Regions from separate parts of the Homo sapiens genome. Here region 2 is linked to region 1. A link is a loop called in an ENCODE intact Hi-C map of the cell type or tissue named here. Cell type or tissue: IMR-90. All regions are shown on one strand.

Region 1 (8,000 bases):
ATGACAGATGGGAGCAGACCCTGCAGAGAAGAAATGAATTGCACAAGGTCACAAGGAGGGTTGGAGAACCCTGGGCTCCTGGCCCCTGCTCTGGGGCTCTGACTCCCAACCCCTGGCACCCCTTACTCCAGAGGATTTGAAAGGCACGTCACTCAAGGTCACAGGATGCCTCTGGCTTTTTACATAATTAAAGATGGGGGTCTCTCTATGTTGCCCAAGCTGGCTTCAAACTCCTGGGCTCAAGCAATCCTTCTGCCTCGGCCTCCAGAGCAGCTGCATGTAAATTACAGGTGAGCTCTACCATGCCTGGCCGCTTCCTTTGTTAATGAACGAAAACTCTAACTTAAAATGCTTTATACTGATGGTTTTCCAAGTGTGGTTCCCAGACCAGCTGGCATCAGCATCACCTTGTTAGAAAGGCCAGTTCTTGGCTTTACCTACTGAATCAGAAATTCTGGGGGTGGAGTTCAACCACCTGTGCTTTAACAGGTGATGTTAATGCCCACTCCAGTTTGAGATCCACTGCCTTAAGCAGTAAAGATGTCTATCATCACACAAATCAAGACGCCCAGGGTTGGTTATCTCAGTGGCCCAATGACTATAGGGTCCCAGGTTATGCCTGTCTTCCCATTCCTCCATCCTCAGTGTGTGGGCCTCTGACTTCAGGCTTGGACTCTCCCAATCACTAGGTGGCTGCTCCATCCACAGCTTCACCATGACTTCAAGAAGCAGAGGAGATGGACTCCCCGGACATCCCTTTTCATCAGTGAGAAAATCTTGCCTGGAAGTTCCCTAGCAGACATCCCCTCATATCTCATTGGCCAGAATTGGGCTGTGTTCCCTCCTCAAACCAATCACTGCCAAACCAATCACTGGGAAATGGAGTTATGATTAGTTAGGAGTAATCTTCAGCTACAGAGAGGAAATACAACCTAGTAACACAAAGGCACAGGTCCTTTGCAGCAACCTGGATGGAGCTGGATACCATTATTGTAAGTAAAGCAACTCAGGAATGGAAAACCAAACATTGTATCTTCTCACTGATAAGTGGGGGCTAAGCTGTGAGGACAGAAAGGGATAAGAATGATACAATGGACTATGGGGACTCGGGGAAGGGTGGGAGGGGTGAGGGACAAACGACTAACCACTGGGTACAGTATACGCTGCTCGGGTGATGGGTGCACCAAAATCTCAGAAATCACAACTAAAGAACTTCTTCATGTAACCAAATACCACCTGTTCCCCCAAAACTTTCAAAATAATAATAATAATAATAAAGCTGAAACAAAAAACACAGCTCCTGGAGCCCCTTCCTCTTCAAATCCTAGTTTTGCCATTTACTAGCTTCCTGACCTTCATCTAATTACTAAACCTGCTGGGTGTGGTGGCTCACGCCTGTAATTCCAACACTTTGGGAGGCCAAGGCAGGAGGACGGCTTAAGCCCAGGAGTTCAAGACCTGCTCTGGCAACATAGCAAGATCCCATATGTACAAAATATATATATATATGTTTTTTAATTAGCTAGGCATGGTGGTGCACACCTGTTTTTTAAAAAATTACTTAACCTGTGTGCCTCAGTTTTCACATCTGTAAAATGGACATAATAATATTTATCTCAGGAGTGTCAGGAGGACTAAGTGGATTCATATTTGTAAAGCACCTAAGACAATACTTGGCTATAGAAGAATTTGTTAAAGAAATATCATATGTAGTTCTTTATCTTGCTTTTTTGTAACTTAACTATGGGGCTTGGAGATCATCCAGTAACAATACAGAGGCCACTTCCTCATTCTCCTTTTTATTGTTATTATTGTTGTAGGATATTCCATTTCATGAGTGTATATAATTTATTCAATAATTGTTTTAATTTATTTGCAATTACAGAGTTGCAGCGGATAAGCTTGTCATGTTGTTTCATGTGTGTGAGTATCTATTGTAGGACAAAATCCTATAAATACAATTGCTGGGTTGAAGGATTTGTGAATTTGTAATTTGATAGACATTGCCACATTGCCTTCCATAGAACGTTACGCCAATTTACACTCCCACCAGCAGTGCATAAAGGTGCACGCCTCTCCACAGCCTCACCACCAGAGTAGTTACCATTTCACCACACCCCTCCACCCATGACAATCCGTGTGTGTTGTTGCCTTCAATTGCCCAGGAAGAAATAGACCCACGAGGAAAGACAACTTGGCTGAGACGGATCAGTGAGCTGCAGGAAGTCCCAGATGAGGACCCTCCTCAATCCCAGTACCACACTTCACAGTTTACAAAGCACTTCCCGTCCTACAGTAGACCATCCCTTGGGTCCCATACTGTGTACAGCAGCTCCCAGGATGCTCTCACTCCCAGCAGCCAGCACCTGTGTCTTTCAGAGGACAGTTCGTAGCCTGCTCGACCCAGCTTTGCCTGTACGTATGGAGAGCTGGAAGTGCCTGGAAAGGTATGTCCTCCAGAGGGGAATTTACTCCCTCTAATTACCAATGAGCACAGGAGTATGAATACCCCAGCTCCCTTGCCCCCCAAATGGGCCAACTCTGAGGTATGACTTATGCCACCTCCTTTGCAGGACAGACCTGGTGGGGCATGGTCTTGCTGGCCCTGCCTGCTTCCCCTTCCTCTAGCTGTTCCTGGAAATACTTCACACACAGTAAGTCATTTTCACAGGAATCCTTGGTTCAGGGTCAACTTCTGGAGATCCCAACCTAAGACACCTCCATGGTCTCCTTCATGCTTCCCTGTCATTGGACCCATTGTACAGATGAGAATACAGTGGCCAGTTAGAATTGACACAGCTACCAAGTGGCTGTGGTGGGGACTAGTACCTAGGACTTCTAGCTCCTCATCCATGTTCCTTCAAAGGAAGGACCGTAACTCCAGCCAGAGCTGAAAATGAAATCTGTCTCTTTTTTCTTCTCACCTCCTGAATGCAGTAAATTCATGAACACCTGCCCGTGTGTGCATCTCTCCATATGGTGTGTCCCTGGGCCTCTGCCTCTTCTCGTCTCCAAAGTGAGTATGCTGTCTGATACTAAAATCGGTTCAGTATTTCATGTGGGTCACATCCTACATGTTGAGTTTGACTATAATTGCGCCAGGCAGACCATAATACATTTATTTAACACTAACATACTTTAAATTCGGACCTCTTGCATGTTATTTGCATCTATTTGATTGGGGAGGGGAATGAACAGATACACCTCCTGCGTTGGTCAAGTTGGCCTCTCATGACCTAGGATGGGAGCTGAGGACCAACAGGCTTGCCCCTGTCCCAGGGTCTGTACTTAAATCAGTGGCTTAGTTGACTCCCACCCTGCTCTGTCTACATACAGGGCAGAAGCTAAGGCGCCTATGTGAGCCTTATGTTGCCCCAGGGCTCACCTTGCCTAGGACTGGGGTGATGCCTCCTCTGTGTCCAAATGTCCACTCCCACACATGTCACTCGAGGCCATGAGCTCCATGAAGTCCAACAGCACCTCTGGTCACTGCTGCATTCCCAGGGCCCGGCATGCAAAAGATGTTTAAAGCACATTTTGGTCAGATGAATGAATGAATGAACGAATGAGTGAATGCATGAATGCACACCGGCTGGTTCATCTTTCCAAAGCACAGTTCGGATCCTGTCCCTCTCTTGCTCAGAAACTCTTAGTGGCTCCCAACGACTGCAGGATAAAACCCAAGGCTTCATTCTGGCATTCAAGGCCCTTTATACCGTGTTCCAAACCTATGAATGTACAAAAAATTATTGCACATGATTCGTGTCAGACCTGTGACAATGATCCTGAAACTGAGCCTTGGAGAGGGAAAGAGGTGAATGCTCTTACCTGCGTCAGTTTCCTCCCCTCCCCTCCCCTCCCCTCCCTCCCTTCCTTCCTTCCTTCCTCCGCACCTGGTAAGAACATACAGCCCAGGCCCTAGGCCAAATATCAGAAATGATCTGAAGACCCTGCCTGGGCAGGGACAGCTGTCTGCAAGGAAGGGGAGTTAGGATTAGCCTGAGGTTAGCATTGGAGTGGTTTCCCAGAAAGACTCTGGCTGTACTTTCCCAATCTTTCCAGGAGGGGGCGGCAGCATCCCTGGTTACAGGCGCTCACGCATCTCGGAGCTCCCGCGCAGGACGTGTCCAGGGGTGGAGAAGTGTGTGTCTGTGTTTGCAAGTGTGGCAGAGGGTCTCAGCATATGATTGAGTGGACACGAGTGAGAGCGCTCCAAGGGAGGTGTGTGTGTGTTCATTAGACTCTCACTCGGCTTATTGTGTGTCTACTCTGTGCCAAGCCCTGACTCTGATACTTGGGACCAGCTCAAGAGACCAGAGCTCAGTAGAGGGGAGCAAAGAAAAAAGCAAGTAAATAAATAAATAAATAAATAAATAAATAAATAAATAAATAAATAAAGTGATGTCACCAGATAATAAAGATCTAAGGTGGGGGTCGGGACTGATTTGAACCACGTGGTCAGAGCACCTCTCCAAGGAGGCAACCTCCATACTGAGACCAGAAGGACAAGAGGAAACCAGCCAAGCACAGATAAATGTGGGAGATGGTTCCAGGCAGAGGGAGCAGGGAGGGCAAGGTGAGATGCAGTGCTGTCTTGTAGGAGTTTGAGTTTGAAGAGTTCGAATTTAATTCTCTTTTCTTTCTTTTTAATTTCTTTCTTTCCTTTCTCCTTTCTCCTTTCTTTCTTTTTCTTTTTCTTTCTTTCTTTCTTTCTTTTTCTCTTTCTTTCTTTCTTCCTTCCTTTCTTTCTTTTCTCTTTCTCTCTCTCTCTCCTTCCTTCCTTCCTTCTTTCTCTTCTCTCTCTCTCTCTCTTTCAGACTCTCACTCTGTCACCCAGGCTGGAGTGCAGTGGTGCAATCTCGGCTTGCTGCAACCTCCATCTCCCAGGTTCAAGCGATTCTCCTGCCTCTGCCTCCCGAGTAGCTGGGATTACAGGAGCACACCATCACGCCCGGCTAATTTTTTGTATTTTTAGTAGAGACGGGGTTTCATCATGTTGGCCACGCTGGTCTCAAACTCCTGATCTCCAGTGATCCACCTGCCTCGGCCTCCCAACGTGCTGGGATTACAGGTGTGAGCCACCGTGCCCAGGCTGTTTTTGTTTCTTGTCTTCGAATTTAATTCTAAGGACAAGAAGTCCTCAGATGTTTGAACAGCCAAGTGATGCGATGTGATGTTTGATTTACACTTTCAAAAGATCTCTGGCTGCTGAGTGGGAATGTGTTAGAATTGGGCCAGTGACAGTGAGGAGGCTACTGCACCAGTCCAGGCCAGAGTTGCGGTGTGACCATGGGGGCTGAGGAAGTGTGTGGACGCAGCACATTTGGGAGGTGGCACTGTTGACAGTGGGGGCGAGAGGCGGAAGCAGGGCAGCTCCTGGTTCTTGGCCTGAACCAAGACTTCTAAGAGGAACAGCTGTATCAGGGGCAGTCTGGCATTTGAAAGGCTCATTTCTGCCTGAAACCTCTACGGTTTGGCTCCCTGACCTGACCAGTTCAGGACTTCCAGGGCCAGTCCCTTCTCCATCCTCCTCTTTTTTGGAGGGAGGTTCTGGAAACAGCTGGTTCCATCCTAACCTCCAGGCTTACCAGGGCCCTGCAGGGCTCAGGAACAGAACATTCTGCTTGGATCCTATACGGGGACTTTTCAGTTCCAGACAGCTCTTTGCCTGCCCTTCCTCCCTCCCTCCCTCCCTTCCTTCCTTCTTTCCTGCCTGCCTGTCTGCCTGATTGCCTGCCTGCCTGCTTGCCTTGCAATCATAGCTCACTGTGGCTATTTTGCTGTTGCTGTTGTTAGAGACAGGGTCTCATTATGTTGCCTGGGCTGGTCTCGAACTCCCGGGCTCAAGCGATCCTCCTGTCTTAGCCTCCCAAAGTACAGGTGTGAAACACTGCCCCTGGCTTAATGCTTTATTCTTGACTCATTCAATCCTTGATGGGAGGGAGAATGCTGGCTCTGGAGACAGGTAGCATGTTGTGAGGAAGGAATCCAGACCCTATGGAGAGGCACTCAGCTAAGGTTGCAGGGGACAGCGAGACCACTCATCCAACACATGGTGAATGAGCCTTCAGAAAACTCCATGCCCAGCTAATGCCAAGAGGAGCAGAGATGAGCTCTCTGCCAAGCCCTACCCAAACTGTACATTTATGCACACAGTATGTGTTCCTGTGTTAGTCATTATGTTATGGGTTTGTTATGCAGCAATAGATAACTGGAATAAATAACCTTGAATCTCAGCCCTGCCCTTTCCAGCTGTGTGAGCTTGAGTAAGTCACTTAACATCTCTGAGTCTCAGTGGCCTCAACTGTGGAATAATACAAATAATAACAGAAGGAGAATCATGCTGCTATAAAGACACATGAACACGTATGTTTACTGCGGCACTATTCACAATAGCAAAGACTTGGAACCAACCCAAGTGTCCATCAATGATAGACTGGATTAAGAAAATGTGGCACATATACACCATGGAATACTATGCAGCCATAAAAAAGGATGAGTTCATGTCTTTTGTAGGGACATGGATGAAGCTGGAAACCATCATTCTCAGCAAACTATCGCAAGGACAAAAAACCAAACACCGCATGTTCTCACTCAGGTGGGAATTGAACGATGAGAACACTTGGTCACAGGAAGGGGAACATCACACACCGGGGCCTGTTGTGGGGTGGGTGGAGCAGGGAGGGATAGCGTTAGGAGATATATACCTAATGTAAATGACAAGTTAATGGGTGCAGCACACCAACATGGCGCATGTATACATATGTAACAAACCTGCACGTTGTGCACATGTACCCTAGAACTTAAAGTATAATTAAAAAAAAAAAAACAGAAGGAGGATAGATATCTCATGAAAAATTCTCATAACACCCAGAAAGGGGAACTCGTTTGTGAAGCATCCCCCACAGACAGCAAGCAGAGATGTGCAGGCTTGAGCCTGAGGTTTGTGCAATACACAGTGCAGGGGTTTTGGTTCAGTGCTCTGAAGCACTCCGTAAGGATCCAAGCCGGGTTGTCGTGGTGTTGGATGTGGTGGTGTCTGAAGAGATAGTCAGTATCCAGAGGCTTAGTGCTTCCCGGCCCATGATCCTGAGCCGGTTCACCAAAGGGCCTGCCTCCCCAAGCCAGGGCCCATGTGCCATGCAGGCTCATCCCACTGCAAGGAGCTCGGGGCCTTGAAAACGTCACCCCTGGGACCACCACCACCATTGCGGTCACACCCTGGACCCCTGGACTTGCAGTCCTCATATGAGGAGGACTCAGGGGGTATCAGGCCCACAAACGCTGTTTCTAATCACCTTCTGCTTACCTTCCAATTCCCACTGAACCCATTCTGAACCCTACCTAGGAGCTACAGACCCTCCACCCCTCTTCCAGCCACAGTGGAGGGGCTGTGCTGCAGAATCAACACCTGATCCTGGCAAGACATTCACCAGGCTGTCTCGGTTCCCTGACCTATAAAGAGGGCAGGATGACCTTATTTGCGGAGTTCTCATCAGGATTAAAGATAATAATAACTACACAGTCGCCGGCCCTTCTAGAAAGCTGGAGGTCGGCAGGACCACATGCAAGTGCTCCTGCAGACGGAAGCTTTTCTTCCAAGCCTCCAAGGACACTCGCCGGCCCTCTCCAGCACCCAGGCAGATCTGGGCTGGGCTGGAGGCGTGGGTCACCACCAGAGCCCTTGCTGCCCACGGTGTGTGATGCTGGCTGTTGCCAAGCAACAGGCCTCAGCTCAGGCCCCGAGCCCCAAGGTCAGCTGCCCACCAACTGGCTTGCTATTTCTGGGCTATGGGGGCTGCCAGTGCTCCTGGATTCCTTGCCTCGATCGAGTCCTGTGGGAGGAGAAGCATACCTTGGGCTCTGGTTTGGGAAATCCATAAGTTGCCATATGCCCCTTTTATTTTTTTATTTATTTTTATTTTTTTTGAGATGGAGTCTCGCTTTATCGCCCAGGCTGGAGTGCAGTGGCGTGATCTCGGCTCACTGCAAGCTCTGCC
Region 2 (8,000 bases), 370 kb after region 1:
GTAAGAATGAAGAAGAGAAGGCCTTTTTCATGTAATATAAACAGTGCTTATGTTCCCAAAGATCAGCGAGTGACATGCTCAAACAGTTATAATATATTTAATGTGGTCATAATGGGAGTGAACTTGTCATGAACCAATTGCAATGGATTTTGGAATCAGACACGTTAGGGCTTGAGGCTCTCAGCTCTGCTAGACAAACTTCTAACTTGACAAATAGGCCAGTCATTAAATCTCTCCAAGCCTTAGTTCCCTCATCAATAAAGCACAGACGATGTGATTTCCCTCCGTTGAGTCTGTGTGAGGATTAAATTAAATGAGATTCATCCATCTATTTGATAAATATTGAATATCTCCTAGGGTCTAGGCCAAACACACTCTTGATATTGGTGGAGGCTGGTGTCCACTCACCCTTAAATCTAAATATTTAAAAATTATAAATCAGACCAATACCTTCTCTTAAATGTTCTATCCTTCTCCTCAGTAAGTATAACTTCTCAGCAGCCTGAAAGGCCAGGATTGATTTGGATTTCTTAGATACTCGCACTGAAATGTGGCGGTGCTGGGGAGAGCCAGCCCCATTCCCTGGTCGCTCATTTCCCAGCCTATAAACTGCCACCTTCCCTTCTCATCCCCAGCTCCATCCTGTACCGTGCACACCTCACCTGCATGTGTGTAGACATCCCAGGCTGCAGGTCCAATCTCCATCCACACCCTATCCTCTGCAGTGCCCCTTGGCTACACCCTGGGCTTAGTGTTCTGCCTCCAGACAATAGACCAGGAAGAGGCCTGGCAGCAGGCTTGGGACTTTTAGGTAGGGAGCTCAGGAATCCTAGGAATCTGTAGTATTCTAGACAAGGAGCAAAGACTTGGATGGGTATATCCCCTTGGCACTGCAGACTCTCTAGCCTGTGGGGATGTACGCAGCTGGAGGCTGGCCAGGGCAGAGCCCCGCTTGCCTGGGTCCAAGGATGGGCTGGTCAGCCTGTGCTAGGTGCTGCAGGTACATGAGTAGATGAAGCAGATACCACCCCTGCTTCTCCTACTCAAAGGTGAAGACACATCCCTGAAGTCAGGGCCTCAGTCTTAGCCCTATCTATAAGATGAGGGCTTACCTGATCTGACATCAGGTAATGTTGGAGACTTGGTGTACGTCCTCAGGAATGTCCTAGAAGCCAGGAGGTCAGATGAGGAGGGGCAAGCTTAAGGCCTAAGCAATCAACTTCCTCCTTGAACCTAAGGCTGGCAAGGCAGGAAGGGCACCCACCCTCTGGTCCAACTCCATCCACGCAACTCCTTCAGTGGCCATAACAACACAACTTCCCATCACACCTAGAATAAAAGTCCAGCTCCTTGCCGAGACCTGCAAAGCCTGCTACCCCCAGCTGCTGACCATCTCCAGTCTCCTTACTACTGCTCACTGAGTTCCATCCTTATGTTCATGAAACCCCACATCTACTCTCCCACCTCAAGGCCTTTGCCCTTGCTGTTTTCTCTGCTGGACACGCCCAGCTCTTTGCATGGCTAGTTCCTCTCACTGTGCAGGCCTCAGCTTACTCTCTTGCACAGAGACGTCCATTGACATCCTTTTAGGAGCAGCTCCTGTCTAGCCCCAGCTCTCTCTTGGGCGTGTCACCACTTTACATCCTTCCTAGTACAGCCAAAACTGGTGTAATGGAGTGTGCAAAAGCTTCCACTTGGGGCTGGACTGGCTGGGTCGAAACCCAGGCTGGGCCCAATATTCTCAAGTGCCGAGCCTACCTACTGCGCACTTGAGGCTATTGTTCAACCTGGTTCCCCACATATCGTGCAACCTGTTGTTTCTCCACCTATCGTGCAACCTGTTTCTCCACATATTGTTCAACTTCCTATTTCCCTTCAATAGATTATTCAACCAGCATTTTCCTATCTGTACAAGGGAGTGAGGATTACATGACCTAATGTGCATATAGCATAGAGCAGAGCCTGGCATAAGCGCTGCATTGGTGTTTGCTACGATATTAACACTTGTTGCTATTTGAAATTATTTTGTCTGTATGTTTCTTGTTTATTTCCCTCTTCTCTCTGACAGGCAAACTCCCCACAACAGCCTCCTCAACGCTGCCTCCCACAGTGCTTGGACAAAATAATTACAGCAAGATGCGGGCACTGAGCTGACTCCTTATGTAGGACATCCCAGTGCAGGTAGAGAAACTGAGGGACAGTTGGAGGTTCCTTGCCCTTGGTGATGCGGTGAGAGGGCCTGCAGGCACCAGCCCGGCCGCCCGCACCGCTTCTCGCGGACCCCAGCGGAGCCGCGCTTCTCGTGCCGCTCCTGAGGGTTTCCGCGGCGCCGGCGTTTTTGTTCCCGGCGCGTTTAAGTCGTTGAGGCCGAATCAAGCGAAGGCGGAAAAGCGGCGCGCAGCCCGCGTCAGCTGCAGTTCCGTCCCCCTGGTTCCCGGTGCGCTAACAAAGGCATTTGCATGAAAACAGGAACCCCGTCTGCAGAAAGGACTCGTTGGCGGGGTGCATCGTGCGCTCCAGTGCCCCTACCGCGGCGCCCCGCTCCCCAGGTGGGGAAGAAGCGGGGTGCGGGGACTGGCCCCAAACACGGCTCGGCCGGCGGGGACCGGCACGCTGCGGCCCGGGCGACCCCCTTCTCCGCCCCTTTCCCAGGCCGGCGGAAACGGCCGTCTCGGGCGTGGGCGCGCTTCTGCGGACTCCTCGGGACCTTTTACCCAGGCGTGCGGCCGGGGCGCCCGGGGCCTCGGGGAGCCGGCGCCAGCGTGCGGAGCGCAGCGGAGCGGAGGGAGCGGCGGGAGCGGCGTCCGTGGCTGGTCCAGGTCTGGGGCGCAGCCTCCAGGCTCGCCCTGCGCCGCTCTGGGCCTCGGCCTCTTCGCCTGTTCGACCGGGGCGCAAGCGTGTCACAGCGCCTGTCTGCAGGGGGAAGCGGGCTTCCCAGAGGGGCGCGTGGCTCGCAGAGGGGCTCCGGGAATATCCGCTCCGTTGGCCCTTTCCAGAGCTTTTCCTTAGCTGCTTCTCCTTTGAAATCCGCCTTTTTCCCAGCAGCCCTTGGAGGCAGGATAAATTAAGTGGTAAAAGCAGAGGATTAGGAACCGGGAACCCTGGATTCAAATCCTGCCCGCCGCTGACCAGCTTTGTAACCATGAGCAGGTTACTCCGCCTCTGGAGGCCTCAGCTTCCCCGTCTGTAAAATGGGGCCTAACACAGTCCAGAAAGTGCTTAGTGCCGCAGTGTCACACACCGAGTGCTTAATTCATTCTTAAAATTATCACTTCCAGCTGTGGGACAGGCGCAGGGTAGAAAGGGGTTTTCTTAAGGTCACAGGCGGGGTCAAAGGCAAACCCTCCGGGTCCTCACAAGTAAGACTTGCGAAGCAGCAAGTTCCCCAAAGGGTCTTATCCAGCCGGGTAAGGAGCGCCGGGGCATCTCCCCCCTCTCTCTCCGCGAAGACGCACAAGCAATGGCTGGCGAACCTACTGCCTGGAATGGGGTTCTTGGGTCGAGACCTTTAAAAAAATAAAGAAGAGGAAGAAGAAAGAAAGAAAACAAACAAACATGCACGCAAAAACGGAATGCCAGAGCCTTTGATCTAGGAGCCAGCTTGCTATTCAGGGCCGACCACCGTCTCGCCGCAGTTCCTCCCCGGGAAGGAAGCCTCGCGCTGCCCTCCGGTGGCAGGCGAGGTAGTGTCGCCTGGGCGCAACTCACAAGCAGGGGTTTACCGGAGAAGCCAGCTTCGCTCTGCGCGGGTGGGGGCTGTGGGGGAGAGAGGAGGGAAAATCGGAATTGTTCCCTGACTGCTGTTTTTTGGTCCCGGTGGATCTTGGGAGTCTTGGAAAGAGAATAATAAGGCTCTCTGCATTTGAAAGGCATAGGAGTTTTTACATTCTGGTTTTATTTATTTTTGAATGGATAACACATTTACACGATTCAAAAGATAAAAAAGAGGATAGCGTGAAAAGGAAGTCTCGCTTCCACTCTTGTTCCCCAGGCACCCAGTTCCCCTTCCTAGAGACAGCCATTGTTACATGTTTCTGTGTACCCACCCGGAGACAGTCCATGCAAATGCAAGTATTTTACAGGATCAATAGTAGCTTGCTCTGTATACTCTTCTGCCTCTTGCTGCTTCGCTTAAAAATGCATCATGGAGTTTGTTCCATGTTGATTCACATAGGGCTGCCTCGTTCTTTTGAACAGCTGCATAATATTCCATTGTTTGGCTCTCCTGTAATTATTTGATCAGTGTTCTATTGATGAGCCTTGAGGCTGCTTCTAATCTTCTGTAATCACAGTGTGTTACAACAAATAAGCACCTACATGCATTGTTATGCCTAGGTGCCAGTGAGGCACATAGCTATTGCGGTATAACAAACCACTCCGAAATTCAGTGGCTTTAAATAGAAAGCTTTTGGTATTGCTCATGTGGGTCAGCTGGGTAGCACTGCTGATCTGGGCCAAGCTCAGCTAACTTTGCATTTGCTCCTTGTGTCTGGGATCAGAAAGGGTGGGTCAGCTGGGGCTGGTTTATTTAGGATGGTCTAAATCACATGTCTGGTAGTTGACTGGCTATCAGCTAGGGTTAGAGGGGTGTTCAGGCTATGTGTCCGTCAACATCTGATAACATGCAGTGCCTCCTGAGACTGTATAACTGGTGTGAATTTACATCCATTACATTCTGTTGGTGCAAACATGTCACAAGCCAGCCCAGATTCAAGAGGTGGGGAAATAGAAATCACTTCTCCCAGGGAGGAGCAGCAAAGTCACACGGCAGAGTATGATGCAAGGGCCCTGAGGTATTGTGGCCATTTAAAAATATATTTATAATGTTATAGTTAGCATTATGGTGATAACATTACCTTTGGATATAAACATTACCTTTGCCATTACCTGACAGACGTTACCTCAAGCCTCAAGGCTCATCAACAGAAGACTGATCAAATAATTAACAACAATAATAATTAACAACAACAATAATTTCAACAGAAGACTGATCAAATAATTAACTAGGCCATCAGGGTTGACATTAAGTGATATTGATATTGATAGCATATTCTCTTGATATAACTTTTTGAGAATGACACTGTACCTCTGTGGTTTTCCTCCCCCAAACCAGTCTAATAATAACCCCAGTCTAATAATGAGAATAGCCTCACAGAATAGCCGCTATGCACAGCCTCCACTTAAGGGATGGGGAGTTATGCTTCACTTCCTTGAGGGGGCAGTATGTAATAAGTTATTTGGAATTCTTCTGCTACTGGTTTATTCAGTCATTTATTCTATCCGTGTGCACTCATGGATATTTATTTTGTACTTTTCATTATAATCCAATACTATGTTATTTATATTGTTGCTTAAATTGTTCCAGTTTTGGCGCCTGGGAGCTCTCTCTATTGGCTCCTGTTTCCCTTTGCCATAATTTTTTGTTATGTTTTTGAGCCCTTCCTTACTTTCTGGCACTAAAGCTGCTCCAGACTCATCTTGCATATTTTCTTCCCAGCCCTAGAATCAGCCGTTTCTCCAGGGAGCCCGGTTCCTTTCACTGGAGAATGTTCTTAGAAACAGATCTGGATGGTGGGTTTGCATGTTGCTATTGGGGACCCACTACCAGGGGGCAGAGCTAGGAAATACATGTATGTATCCTAGCCCGTGTATTCACATAACTGTAATGATTCTGTATCTATCATTGGTATCTATATTAAGTTAAACATGAGCTCATGCTACCGTCTCTGACTCTAACACATTCATACAGTTCATTCTATCCTTCTCCCTTTGCTTATCTATAACCTCCCACTTCAGCAGTGAAAAACCTGGCTCCTACCATCTGCCATCCATTTACTTAATTGTTCAATGTTAGTACACATGTACTGGGGTTTCAGAATTGTCAAACCATACCCCTGTGAGACACAGCTCTACCAACTGGAGGGCAGTGCTTATGGACAGCTCTTTTCATCTTGAGTCTTCTTGTTTCCAGTCATTTCCAAAGTTGTTTAGGTCAGCACCTCTAGTCTCCATGCCCTTCAATGAGATCCCTCGTACGTTTGTAATACAATTAGATTCTGTTGCCATCATCTGCATTTTATCCTGTGATTCCCCATCCTCCTAGTAGATTTTTAAAAATTGGCATACATTAAGGTTTACTTTTTTTTTTTTTTTTTTTGAGATGTAGTTTCCCTCTTGTTGCAAGGTCGCGCAATGGCGCAATCTTGGCTCACCGGAACCTCCGCCTCCCGGGTTCAAGCGATTCTCCTCCTCAGCCGCCCGAGTAGCTGGGATTGCAGGCATGCACCACCACACCCAGCTAATTTTGTATTTTTAGTAGAGATGGGGTTTCTCCATGTTGGTCAGGCTGCTCTCGAACTCCCGACCTCAGGTGATCCACTTGCCTCGGCCTCCCAAAGTGCTGGGATTACAGGTGTGAGCCACCGCGCCCGGCCAAGGTTTACTTTTTGTGCTGTAAAATTCTATGGTTTTGACAAATGCATAGTGACAAATGGATAGTGTAGGACCTCTTTATATGTTCTAGATATCAAGCCCTTAGCAGATATATCAATCACTACAGTACCACACAGAATAGTTTCATGGCTGTAAAATATCCACTGTGCTTCACTTAGCCACCTGTCTCCTTCTTCTCAGTCCTCTGGCAACCACTGATCTATTTCCCATCTCTATCATTTGCTTTTTTAAAGAAATCATATAAACGGAATTATCATATATATATATACGTATATGTATATATGTATATACACACGCACACACACACACACACACACACACATATATATATATATAAAACATTTGGAAACTGGCTTCTTTCATTTAGCAATATGCACTTAAGATTCATCCATATTGTTGTGTGAATTAACAGTTCCTTTTATCTCCGAATAATGTTCCATAGTATGACTGTTCCACTGTTTGTTTATCCATTCACCTATTAAAGGACATCTTAGTTGCATCTGGCTTTATTATGAATAAAGCTGCTATAAACATTGTGTGCAGGTTTTTGTGTAGACATAAGATTCCTTATCAGTTGAGTAAATACCTAGGGACATAATTTCTAGATTGTATGGTAAATCAATGTTTAACTTTATAAGAAACTGCCAAACTTCCAAACCGTACTTCCAAAGTACCATTTTTCATTCCCACTAGCAATGAGTGACAGTTTCTGTTGCTCTGCATCTTCATCAGCACTGGTATTGCCAGTTGGTTGTAATTTAGCTATTTTTATAGGTGTGTAGTAGTTGTTTTAATTTGCATTTCTATAATGACGAATGATCATTTCTTCAAATGCTTATTTGCCATTTGTATACATTCTTTGGTGAGATGTCTGTTCATATCTTGTGCCCATTTTTTAATGTAGATGTTTGCTTTCTTATTGTTGAGTTTTAGACATTGTTTGCATATTCTGGATATGATCTTTGGGATGGTTAATTTTATGTGTCAACTTCTCTGGGCTATCACAAGGGATGCCCAGATAGCTGGTAAAACTATTTCTTGGTGTGTCTGTGAGATTGTTTCCGGATGAGATTAGCATTTGAATCAGTACACTAGGTAAAGAACTTTGCCCTCAGCAATGTAGATGGACATTATCTAATCCATTGAGGGTCTGAATAGATCAGAAAGGCAGAGAGAGTGCAAATTCTCTCTCTTTCCTTGAGCTGAGCATCCTTCTTTTCTTCTTCGACATCAGAGTTCTCCTGGTTCTTAGGTCTTCAAACTCTGGGTCCTATAATAGCTGGTACCCTCCCCTCAGGCCCCTGGCCTTTGGAATTAAAAGTTCTGATTCTCTGAGAAGCCCTGACTAATACAATCTTTCATTAGCTATGTGATTTGCAAATATTTACTCCCATCCTGTGTCTTATCTTTTCATCCTTTTTTTTTTTTCTTTTTAGTGACAGGGTCTTGTTCTGTCACCCAGGTTGGAATGCAGTGGCATAATCATAGCTCACTGTAGCCTCAAACTCTTGGGCTCCAACAATCCTCCTACCACAGTCTCCTGAATA

What was found. Hi-C counts contacts between places; a loop is a spot of excess contacts. Peaks named below come from ENCODE experiments on the same cell type or tissue, not always from the same donor. Only the 100,000 strongest peaks of a DNase experiment are listed, where the experiment ranks them.
Region 2: it touches region 1 in a loop (13-fold over the local background); 12 of 110 quality-filtered maps call a loop at or near these places.

What each region holds. Positions count from the first base shown.
Region 1 is chr20:2,168,796-2,176,795 of GRCh38, reverse strand. It overlaps LOC124904859 (a long non-coding RNA gene), which reads right to left and starts at 3,621. Exons shown (of 2, transcript XR_007067500.1): 1 at 3,386-3,621; 2 at 1-20. In IMR-90, a CTCF peak has its summit at 4,066 (motif pointing right); no DNase peak of the experiment used is centred here; H3K27me3 peaks cover 2,154 bases.
Region 2 is chr20:1,798,161-1,806,160 of GRCh38, reverse strand. No RefSeq gene overlaps it. Among named protein-coding and RNA genes, the nearest start is that of SIRPA, 93 kb to the left of the region's middle. RefSeq lists a silencer at 2,540-2,789. In IMR-90, CTCF peaks have their summits at 3,677 (motif pointing left) and 5,208; DNase peaks (open chromatin) are centred at 2,390 and 3,650; H3K4me3 peaks cover 1,450 bases; H3K27ac peaks cover 695 bases; H3K27me3 peaks cover 168 bases.